2 separate regions of the Mus musculus genome follow, and region 1 is linked to region 2. Evidence: chromatin loops called from intact Hi-C (ENCODE). Cell type or tissue: left cerebral cortex. All regions are shown on one strand.

Region 1 (5,000 bases), 130 kb after region 2:
TTTCCAGTCCCTTTAAAGACACCTTGTATCCTAGAGGAAGAATATGGGCTCTGAATCCAAATAGCATTGGGTTTGAATATAAATTTTGTCAACTAGTATCTGTGGGATATTGGACCAAATTTCTAACTGCTGAGAGAGAGGAAGTAGGGTAGGTGGAAGAATGGAGAGAGAGGAAAGAGAAGAAGAAGAAGAGGAGGAGGAGGGAGAGAAGGAAGAAGAAGAGAAAAGAGGAGGAGGAAAGGAGAATCATCATCATCATCACCACCATCATCATCACCATCACCATCATCATCACCATCACCATCATCACCATCACCATCATCATTAGTAGCAGCTCATCCCCAGACTGTTTGGGAAACTAGAGTATCGAGTACTAGTACAATGCTTTGATATTTCCTAGCACATCAAAGTGCTCTATGATTTTGGCTATTATCATTACTCAGTGTAATGTGTTGTTTCTAGCCATAGGGCATAGTTGTCTGCTCACTGAGCTAGTGTTTGCCCATCTTTTGTTTTGTCTGCATCACTGTAGAAAGCACTTATCATTTTTGTCATATCCTAGTGGGCAAAACAAACGATTGGTCCAGCTCAGGTTAAGGATAGGGGGACATACTGTCTGAAGGTAATGTTATACTGCATGTGATCTGCCACCAGACATCTAGAACATGTGTCAAATGCCCAGTTCCTGGTATTGAAGTCCACAAACACTTTGGTCCTAAGACAGTTCAGCCTCTTATTATGGACTTCAGGGGTGTGTGTGTGTGTGTGTGTGTGTGTGTGTGTGTGTGTATGCATGCATGTATGTGAGAGAGAGAGAGAGAGAGAGAGAGAGAGAGAGAGAGAGAGAGAGAGAATGAGTATGAAAAAATGTATTTTGAGTGTATTGCAAGTGTGAGAGTGAATGTGTGTGTGTGTGTATGAGAGAGAATGTGTGTGTGTGTGTGTGTGTGTGTGTGTGAGAGAGAGAGAAATAGAGAGAAAGTTAAAGAGTATATGAGTATGAGACAGTGTGTTGTGATTGTGAGTGTGTGAGAGTGTGTGTGTGTGCATGTGTGTGTGTGTGTGATCGAAGTGTTGAGGATCGAAGCCGCAGTTTTGTGTATGCAAAGCCAGTGCTCTACCACTGAGCCATAGCTTCCGTCTTCAACTTTGCTTTTGCAAGCCTCACTTTTGCTGTTCAGAACAATGGCCGACTCCTTGACTCCGATCTGCTGCCTTCTAAGTGGAAAGGTTGCTTAATGCATCGTGTCCGCTGGGAGTGCGATGAGTGGTGTGGGAAGGAGCCCTCAATAGACTGTAAGCAGCACTGGTTTCTCAGTGGTGAGAATACCTGCCAGTCATCTCATCCAAGCAGCGTGGGCGGGGCTCCAGCTCTGGCTGTCAGCATCAGATGCTTTTTATGCTGTCACCCTTGCTTTGCCACCATGATGTCACTCAAAAAAGGGAGTCCCTCCCTCTGCCCATGAATAAGGCCTTCTCTGCCAACACCAATTCCAGCTGTGAACATGTAATCAGCTCTTCTATGGCCCCCAAAGGGTAGTCCTAGAGGCCCAAATTTAATTTTCATGCATATTTGTCCCTCCTTCTACTTTTATGCAAACATGACTTTGTCGCCAACACAGCGGCCAACTGTTTTGTTTGGATAATTGCTCTAAGTCAACCCTGAGCTACAGGGAGCCCCCTTTTCCAGAAAGCACCCTTTGGTTAATTTTTGGTTAACCAGATTATGTCCTTCAGGCTTTTCAGAACACTTCCTGTAAACATTTGGCTTATTTTGAGACAATTTGATACCCATGTTAGGTTTGTTATTGCCTACATTGATTAGATCATTTGGAAGAAGCCAAGAAATGGGAGCTGCATAGCTCACAGGTCATCCTATATGGCTCTTTTTTTCTTCCCGTAGTTCTCTGGTTTTCTTACTGCAGCCATTTGGTCTTAGAATGACTGGGGCAATTTGTGGCTATAGTAGTGAAGAGAGGACTTGGGAGAAGACTGCTTGTAAGACAAAGATCTTGTTTTTATAGAAATGAATAGTAACTCTGAAGTGAGGACTAGACATACGGAAAAGAATAGAATATGAAGAGAGCATTTTAAAATAGGCAGTCCTCAGCACTGCTCCATATGGCTCAGCAGTATTTAGGGGAGCACCAACCAGTGGCAGCTGCAGATTCACTCTTGGGAGCTTGGGACTCAGTTCACAGAATGGTTCTTTCCAGTTGGTCCTGACTATTTCCTTTGTCTGCCTCCTAAGTCTAGTGCTTGTAGATTTGTGGGGGTGAGTTAAATTCATGAGTTATTAAAACTTGCAATTCTTGTAAATTTTGTCTTATTCTTAATGGAGTTGAAATGACTTGTAAGTCAGCATCTCATCTAGTCAGCTGGGACCACATGACAGCTAACTATAGATTCATAGCCCACTTTAAGGTTTAGACCTAACAGTATTGCTCATAGCTGAAACACAGATCAAAGAAAGAGACGATACAGGATATTAAAATGCCACTGTCTAAAAAAACTCGGTTCAGATACTTAGGTCTCAAATTATACCCAATAGTCACATATACTCAGATATTTTTCTAGTTTTTGCTATCAATGTGGACACTAAATGAGTTTTTAGAATTTTTATAGATAAAAATGCATCTTGATAGCCTTTTGTGTGTCATAGAAAATGAGGGTAATATTTAACTCACTAAATATGAATCTAAGGCAGGTTGAATGATCATATGTTATGTGCCAGACTTATTGAAAGAAAGGTGCCTTTTTAATATCCTGGGCTGGGTGGATCTCAGTACCTTTGGACACTGTCTTTGTCTTTTCTTGATTTTGATCTGAAACTTGGGATTTGAAAAATAAATAAAATCAGTGGAAACACACACCTCCACACAAGTTAATGGATCTGTTTGTTTGTTTGTTGTTTTGTTTTTGTCTATTCCATTGGGTTTCTGTTTTCTATATATGAGCATCAGGAATTGTCATTATGCTGTTTGGGCTATAATCACACTGCTGTCTTGACGTCTGTTTCATCTTTTGTCTGATCAACTGACTTCATTTTTTTTTTCTGTTGCTAAACTGTATTTTTTTTTTTGGCTGAGTCTATGGGGTGTTTGGCTTTGTGTAGACATAGTGGCACTGAAAGTTGCCCCCTAATTCAATAATTCACCATGAAGACTGGTTTTTATTCTCATTGTGTTGAACAGGCATCTAATCAGCCATTAATTTCCTCTTTTCTGGATGAACAGAATAACTATTTCTGTCTTCTTTTCTGATGAGAGACAGGCAGAGAGGCTTGGGGCTGCTCTAAATGAGCAGCAGGGACGTGTAGGGTTCAGCTACAGGGGAAGGGTGGGATAGAAACGGGTCACAATTTCAGGGGGTCTTGGGGCATTAATTGAATATGAACCATGGATTGTGAAACAATATTTTGGATATTTTATGCGGAGCCTAGAAGGTTGGGCAACCTTACAGAAGTAGCTTCATTTCTTCAAGCCTGCTTCTTCCCCATCTGTAGAACGGGGCAGGTAGAATGGAGCTGAGCACAGTTTTACAAATCCACAGCAAACAGGTGATCTCATACTCTCTTTGACCTGGTGCCTTGCCACTATTATTCTTTATGAATTCAGCTAAAAATTGTGAAGCACTGAGCCACATTTATGAGGATGGAAAGTCTTTCCAGTGCATCAAGTATGTGTCACAGCGCTCCCATCCATGCAGGCACACAGATGAGACAGATGGTGTCTCACAAAGAGACATTTGTGGAAGTGATGCTAAGCTCACAAATAGAGTTGTGGCAGATCAGACGCAAGAACAAAGCCGAGCTTTATTAGAACTACTTTGATTTGAATGACATTAGTGAGAGGGAGAGGTGAAGCATACATCTAAAATACATGGAATCTGGGGTAAGGTGGTCCTCGGGGAAGATGTGACCCAGAGGCTTTTGAGCCCATAAGAATCTCTGTTTTCACCTCCTGTTCTTATTACATGCCGTTATTTTTCTCACTGAAGTCACTTGTATATAGTTCTAAAATCTGGATGTCAATATCTCCCTGAGCATACTTCTGGCATCTACCTTTATGAAGGTCCAAGATGTGGCCGTTGAGGCCTTAAGACCAGAAGGCCCACTGAAGGAATCTGATCAGTCAAGTGTGACTCAGTTTCACAAACCTGGACCTATTAACTCTCACCAAAGAGTAGGATACCGTCTTGGAGACTTGCCTTCCTTGTAGCTAGAAAGAGAAAGATCTAAGAACAAGAAGAAGGCTTCTGTTTCAGACCTTAAGAATTGTGGGATTGCAGATCCTGGAGGGGGGACTGGAAAAAGAAATGATCATAGTGTAGTTTAATAAGGTGTTAAGGTAATGGTTTGAACTCTTAGCATGGCTATGTTCATGTGTTTCTTTAGTGACTATTTATAGAGAATTTGTAGCGTGTAGCACACTCAGGCACTCTGTTAGATTCAGAAAATAATAAAGATGAATATTCTTTTCTTTAGTTGGTTGTTCCCCGGCCCCAGCCCCTTTAACAAATGGAATGCGCATTGAAAACTTTTGGTTACAATGTGTCTAGTCAAGTTTTTCCAGAGAGCCATTTGGGAGACAAGGAAAATTATTTGAGCCTCAACAGAAGGCTGGAGTTGCACAAAAGGCTTGGTGCTTTTTCTTCTGGCTTTGAAGAGCCAACTCTGTTTTAGCAGGACGATTTTTCTGAGTAGAGAGGAGGCTCTATGCTAAGACAAGTGGGTGTGTGTGTGTGTGTGTGTGTGTGTGTGTGTGTGTGTGTTTGTGCATATCTATGTCCATATATTCACACACATAGGTATCAGAGATAGACTTTTTCAAAATATTTCTCAAAATATATAACTAATCTTCTTAGAAACTGTCACTTATGATTTTTATCCCTTCGTCCCTCTGTCCCTCCCTCCCTTATTTTCTCCTTCTCACCCATCTCTCTCTCTCTCCTTACAGAAGACCACTTGCTGGGGTAGGTTCTTTCCGTCTACCATGTGG
Region 2 (5,000 bases):
GAAGGTTACAAGTTGTAGGTAATTTGCATTAAGACATTTACTTATTCAATTGCCCTCCGTGGATGTAATAATCACATGCCTTAATGCGTGCAAATCTGGACAATAAATAGCTTTTTAAACATATGGCAATCAAATGGCCTAGTTGGCTCCTCTGAAAATATGAAAATGTTAGTTAGCTCTTTGTATTGTCTGTTTATTATGTCTAATTATTGAAGGGAGTCACAATAAAACCAGGAACTAACAAACTTTGTTAAGTAACAATGGCTCTCAGCATAACTACTAGTGCACTGAATTGACAGATTAGGGTCCATTCTCCTAATGCAATAAGGTGCTTTCCAAGGCAAATGCTATGAAAAATGACTCATTTTGTCTTTGTTAAACTTGGTGTTGCTGTAGATAGTCTTTTGAAACAGATACACCTGTTTAGAAGTCAGTCAGTGTCCCACTAGAAAAGAATCCAGCTTTCTTGGGATCTTCTCTAAGGTACAGATGGTATCAGAGTCAAGTGGTTCCTCCAAAGGGGTTCCAGATTCTTGTGTCTCAGAATAAGGAATTGGACTGAGATTCCTTGCTTAGTAGCAGGGATATTTGCACAGCATGGCCTTTTCAGACATACTCTATCCGTTCATGTGGTATTTCTACGTGACTCATGTGTCTCCCTGGCCTCTTAGGTTTCCATCCAGAGCTGTGCGTTGCAATAATGTAGAATCTCTAGGTTACCTTCAGACACTCTGGAGTACCTCTGAGCCTGGGCCAGTAGCTCCACAGCTCCAGACAGTTATGGGGGTTCCCTCTTCTTTGTGAACTGCTTCTCTTCATGTGCTAACTTTGTGGCCTTTATTATAGGATTTTCTGGACCTCACTTGACATTAGTCTTCTGCCTCACATATAGTGTAATGCCCAAGCTATGGGCTAAATACTTATACAGAGAAAAATCTTTACCAAAATATACAATGTAAACCCAAACTCAAATCTGCTAAAGTTTCCAGGAAAATGACTTTATTAGTAATATGTTAGGAAGTTATGAGCTAGGAGAACTTGATCTCAGCATACATGAAGTTCCCTGTCATTAAAAAGCAAATATTATTTTGAATTATATATGCAGTGGGGTGTCATGGTCTTGGTAAGGCTTAGAGCTTCAAATCTCCTACTCTTGTACTGCCAAATGAGAAGTGTTTGGACCCTTAGACCCAAAACACCCAAAAGGCCCAAAGGGCAGCATAGTAGAGACTGTTGGAAGACATGTAGAAGAGAATGTGTATAGTGGTCTTTGTGGGACAAAGAGTGACCCCTAAATTGAACTCGCACCATAAAGTTCCACAGAGGAAGCAGGGCCCCTGAAAGATATGCAAAAGCTTTGGTTTCAGCTCCCAAATACTATCGAGACATGTTTCAGTGGGCCCAGCAACTTATTCATTTGATGTGTTGTGTGTTTATATGTGTGAACATTTGCCCCTCCCCCCATTCCATTCCATTCTGCCTCTTTTTGTTCTGCTCCTTTCCACTCTGTTCAGCTCTGTTCCATTCCGTTCTGTTCCGTTCCATCCTACATTGTTCCACTCCCTTCCATTCTAGTTTATTCCACCCCGGTACAGTTCCACTCTGCTTCATTTAGATAATCGATAGTTCCATTACACCCAGTTGACTTCATAATGGACCCCGTGGTCACACCTACCAAATAAAAATGCTATTTAAGAAAGTTAAGAATCAGAAGAGCAAGGGGTTAGATGAAGAGGGAGAAAGACTTACCCTTGGTGATGTTGAGACTTGAGGAGTCCGGCTAGATGCAGTAATTAGCAGCTCCCAATTTTGAAGCACTCACTGTGTGCCAGGTACCATGCTAAGCCTTTATGTATGGCGTTTGTTTCCTGTCTGCTTTTCACAATGACCCAGTTGCATGACATCTATCTAAGGATATCAGATGATTTCCTTAAAACAGAGGAAACTCAGACTCCTAGAATTTATCCTGTTTGCCTGATCTCTTATAGATGGCAAGTGATATAATCAGTACTCAAATTTGCCATCAATGGCTGTATAGACCTAGCTCTTGGCCACTGTCAAAATCTTGCCCATAACTCTGCCTAGACCACAGGAGATAAGAAACAAAGACGTCAAATTACCAATGTTAGGGCAGTCTCTACAAGTGGGTTTTCAATGCGAGTAGAGCATTGAGGTTGCATTGCTATACAGTTAATCTTTAAATAAACAATATTAAAACTTTTGTGTGTGTGTGTGTGTGTGTGTGTGTGTGTGTGTGTGTGTGTATCTCTGTGAGGTTATGTGTACTTGAGTGCAGAAGCCTGCAGAAGCCAGAGAGGGTGTGTGAATCCCCTGGATTTGGAGTTACAGGCAGTTGTGAACCCTTTGATGTGGGTTCTTGAGACTGAACTCTGGTCCTCTGAGAATGCAGTTAAGTTTTCATAACCGCTGAGCCATCTCTCCAAACTCCATATAACCTCATGTGTGGGTTTTCAGGGCACGTTCTGGTTTGGGTTGGTAGAAAAGGCAGAACGCAATAATTTGTTATATACCATGAAATTATGAGGTCCTTCATTTTCTGAGCATAGGGAGTATTTCTTCATCTGGACTTAGGCTGTATTCTTCAGTTCAAAGTTACTCTCAGCTTTCTAAATGATCTTAGGAAAGATTAGCACATTTGAATCTTAAATCAATGGAAACTACTTGGGTCTAGACTAAGTAGAAAAGCAAAAGACATTAGTGATGAGATTATTTTATTTCTCTTTCAAAGATCCTAAATTTGGATAGGACTCTCTCTCTCTCTCTCTCTCTCTCTCTCTCTCTCTCTCTCTCTCTCTCTCTCTCTCTCTTTCTCTCTGTAGGAATTGGGCCCGGGGTCTTAGCACATGCTAAGCAAGGGCTCTATCACTGACTTATACCCATTGCCATCCACATACATTCACATTTTCATCTGAAGACAGCCCTGGGAGGAAAGAAAGCCAGATAGTTCTGTAAACAGCTTTCTATTTGTGGAAAGGAAAAGTCTGAAAGGTTCTAAGGGATCATATGGAGGAGCGGGTGTGGGTGACGTCATCCACCCCCATCGCATTTTCTGGAGTGGAGGAAGCAAAGCACAGACAAGCTGGATGGTGTCTCTGAGATCACACAGAAAATAAATGCAGAGTTGAGGCGAGGAGCCTTTGTATTCTTAGAATCTTACATCAAAACTCTTTCTGCCACACCCCGGCAGCGCCATTTCCATGAGTGTAAACACAGACACCAAGAATACTCTACCACTGATGTCCACACATCTGTGAGTGCAACAGAAATGTTTTCCAGTGCAGCCTGAAAATTTCTCTAATCAGGAACCTATTGTCCAACTTCTTAGGGGGTCCTAATATTTCTTAGCTCGCATCTCTAAGCCCATGATATTGCTTATCCTCCGAAGTGGACAGTGTGGCGCAGAAGTGTACTGTTGGGGGGGGGGGACTGTGGAGATTGCCACTCAAATACGTGTAAGTGTCAAAAATAAAACATTACCATAATTCATTCAATAAAGCACATAACTTTGTTTTCAATAAAACATTGTATTACTTCTTTTTGGAGGTTAATAAAAGGAAAAGTTTTAAATTAGTTGGTGGCCACCCCAAAGCCCACAGGAATAACGAATCGACTTTATGGGGTTAAGCTGACCTGCAGCAAATCTTTAATAAACTAGAGATTATAAGTAAAGAATTCCAGGGGTCTCTGAAAGTGTCTCCCTATCACACCTCTGGCCTGCTCCTCTTTCATGCTAAGCACGCGGTCTTGTTAGAGGACCCTAGCCAAGTGCTAGTGACTTTGCATTCAATCTCACACCTTCTCCAGGTTTGACAGGACGTGACATTTACCTTTATGCTCACTTACATGTATATTCACTGATTAATGTACAGATGGGTCTTCTTACAGTCTGTTTATAAATAGCTTGTTTATAACTCAAAACACATTTTCTCGTAGAAAAATGTCTGCCTGAAAATATTTACCAAATGCTCAAAACTGAGCATTTGAGCATCTCAACTGTGTAGGTGGGTTCTGAAGCCAACTTTAGACACTTTGTGTGTGTGTGTGTGTGTGTGTGTGTGTGTGAGCATATCTGTATGTGTATTGTGTATAAATATATATTTATGTGTACATGTATGTGTATGAATGTGTATGTATGTGTGCATGTGTGTGTGTATATACTGTATATGTACACATTCACATATGATTCTACTTCATGTGAAAGCTCAAAGACAAAGCTGGAGTGTTGTTCCTTAGAAGCCACCCGCCTTGATTACTGAGACAGTTTCTTTCACCGATCTTGAGCGTACCAAGTAAAAGGCTATCTGACCAGTGGTCAAGAGGGATCCACCTACCTCTGTCTCTTCATTACTGGGACTATAGCTTTTGTTGTCACTCCTGTTTTATTTTAAATGTGAGGTCTGAAATACTGACTTCAAGGTCTTGGCCGTGCAAGTCAGGTGCTTAATCAACAGAGCTGTCCACAGTCCCAGGGAACCTTTTAAAGTGACACTGTCCCTTATGGTGCTGAGAAGGGTATTTCTCTGTGCAAGGATTTAGTTAGCCTGGGACTGCAAACTTCAGGTCCCAGTACTGCAACCTCAGCAGAGATAGTGTGGCAAAGGCCCAGGGAGAGCAAAGTGAGTATCAGTTGCCATAGCCTCATTGTGGACCTTTACAGCCCAATTGCAGCCCCCTCTCCTCTCCTCCCAGTCCCACTTTTGCAAGTCCCTCCCCATATCCCCATATCTTCTCTGAGAAGAAGGGGAAGCTCCCACTTGGGTACCACTCCACTCTGGCACATCTAGTTTCTATAGGACTAAGCACCTCCTCTCCCACTGAGGCCCAAGCAGGCAGTTGGGTAGTGGAAGGGGATCCAGTGGCAGGCAACAGTCCCTGCTCTAATTGTTAGGGGACCCACATGAAGACCAAACTGTACATCTGCTACAAAAGCCTAGAGGGCCCAGGTCTAGCCCCTGCATGCTCTTTGGTGGGTGGTTCAG

What was found. A loop is a pair of places that touch in the nucleus more often than their neighbours do. Peaks named below come from ENCODE experiments on the same cell type or tissue, not always from the same donor. Only the 100,000 strongest peaks of a DNase experiment are listed, where the experiment ranks them.
Region 1: a loop joins it to region 2, with 2.5 times the contacts of the local background. A loop is called at or near these places in 2 of 42 quality-filtered maps.

What each region holds. Positions count from the first base shown.
Region 1 is chr10:87,207,524-87,212,523 of GRCm38, forward strand. All of the region lies in intron 4 of 1700113H08Rik (RIKEN cDNA 1700113H08 gene), which reads left to right. Among named protein-coding and RNA genes, the nearest start is that of 4930555G07Rik, 21 kb to the right of the region's middle. In left cerebral cortex, no CTCF peak of the experiment used is centred here; DNase peaks (open chromatin) are centred at 1,368, 2,126, 3,726 and 4,671.
Region 2 is chr10:87,081,344-87,086,343 of GRCm38, forward strand. The region is part of intron 2 of 1700113H08Rik (RIKEN cDNA 1700113H08 gene); the gene reads left to right. Among named protein-coding and RNA genes, the nearest start is that of 1700113H08Rik, 26 kb to the left of the region's middle. In left cerebral cortex, no CTCF peak of the experiment used is centred here; a DNase peak (open chromatin) is centred at 3,077; H3K27ac peaks cover 506 bases.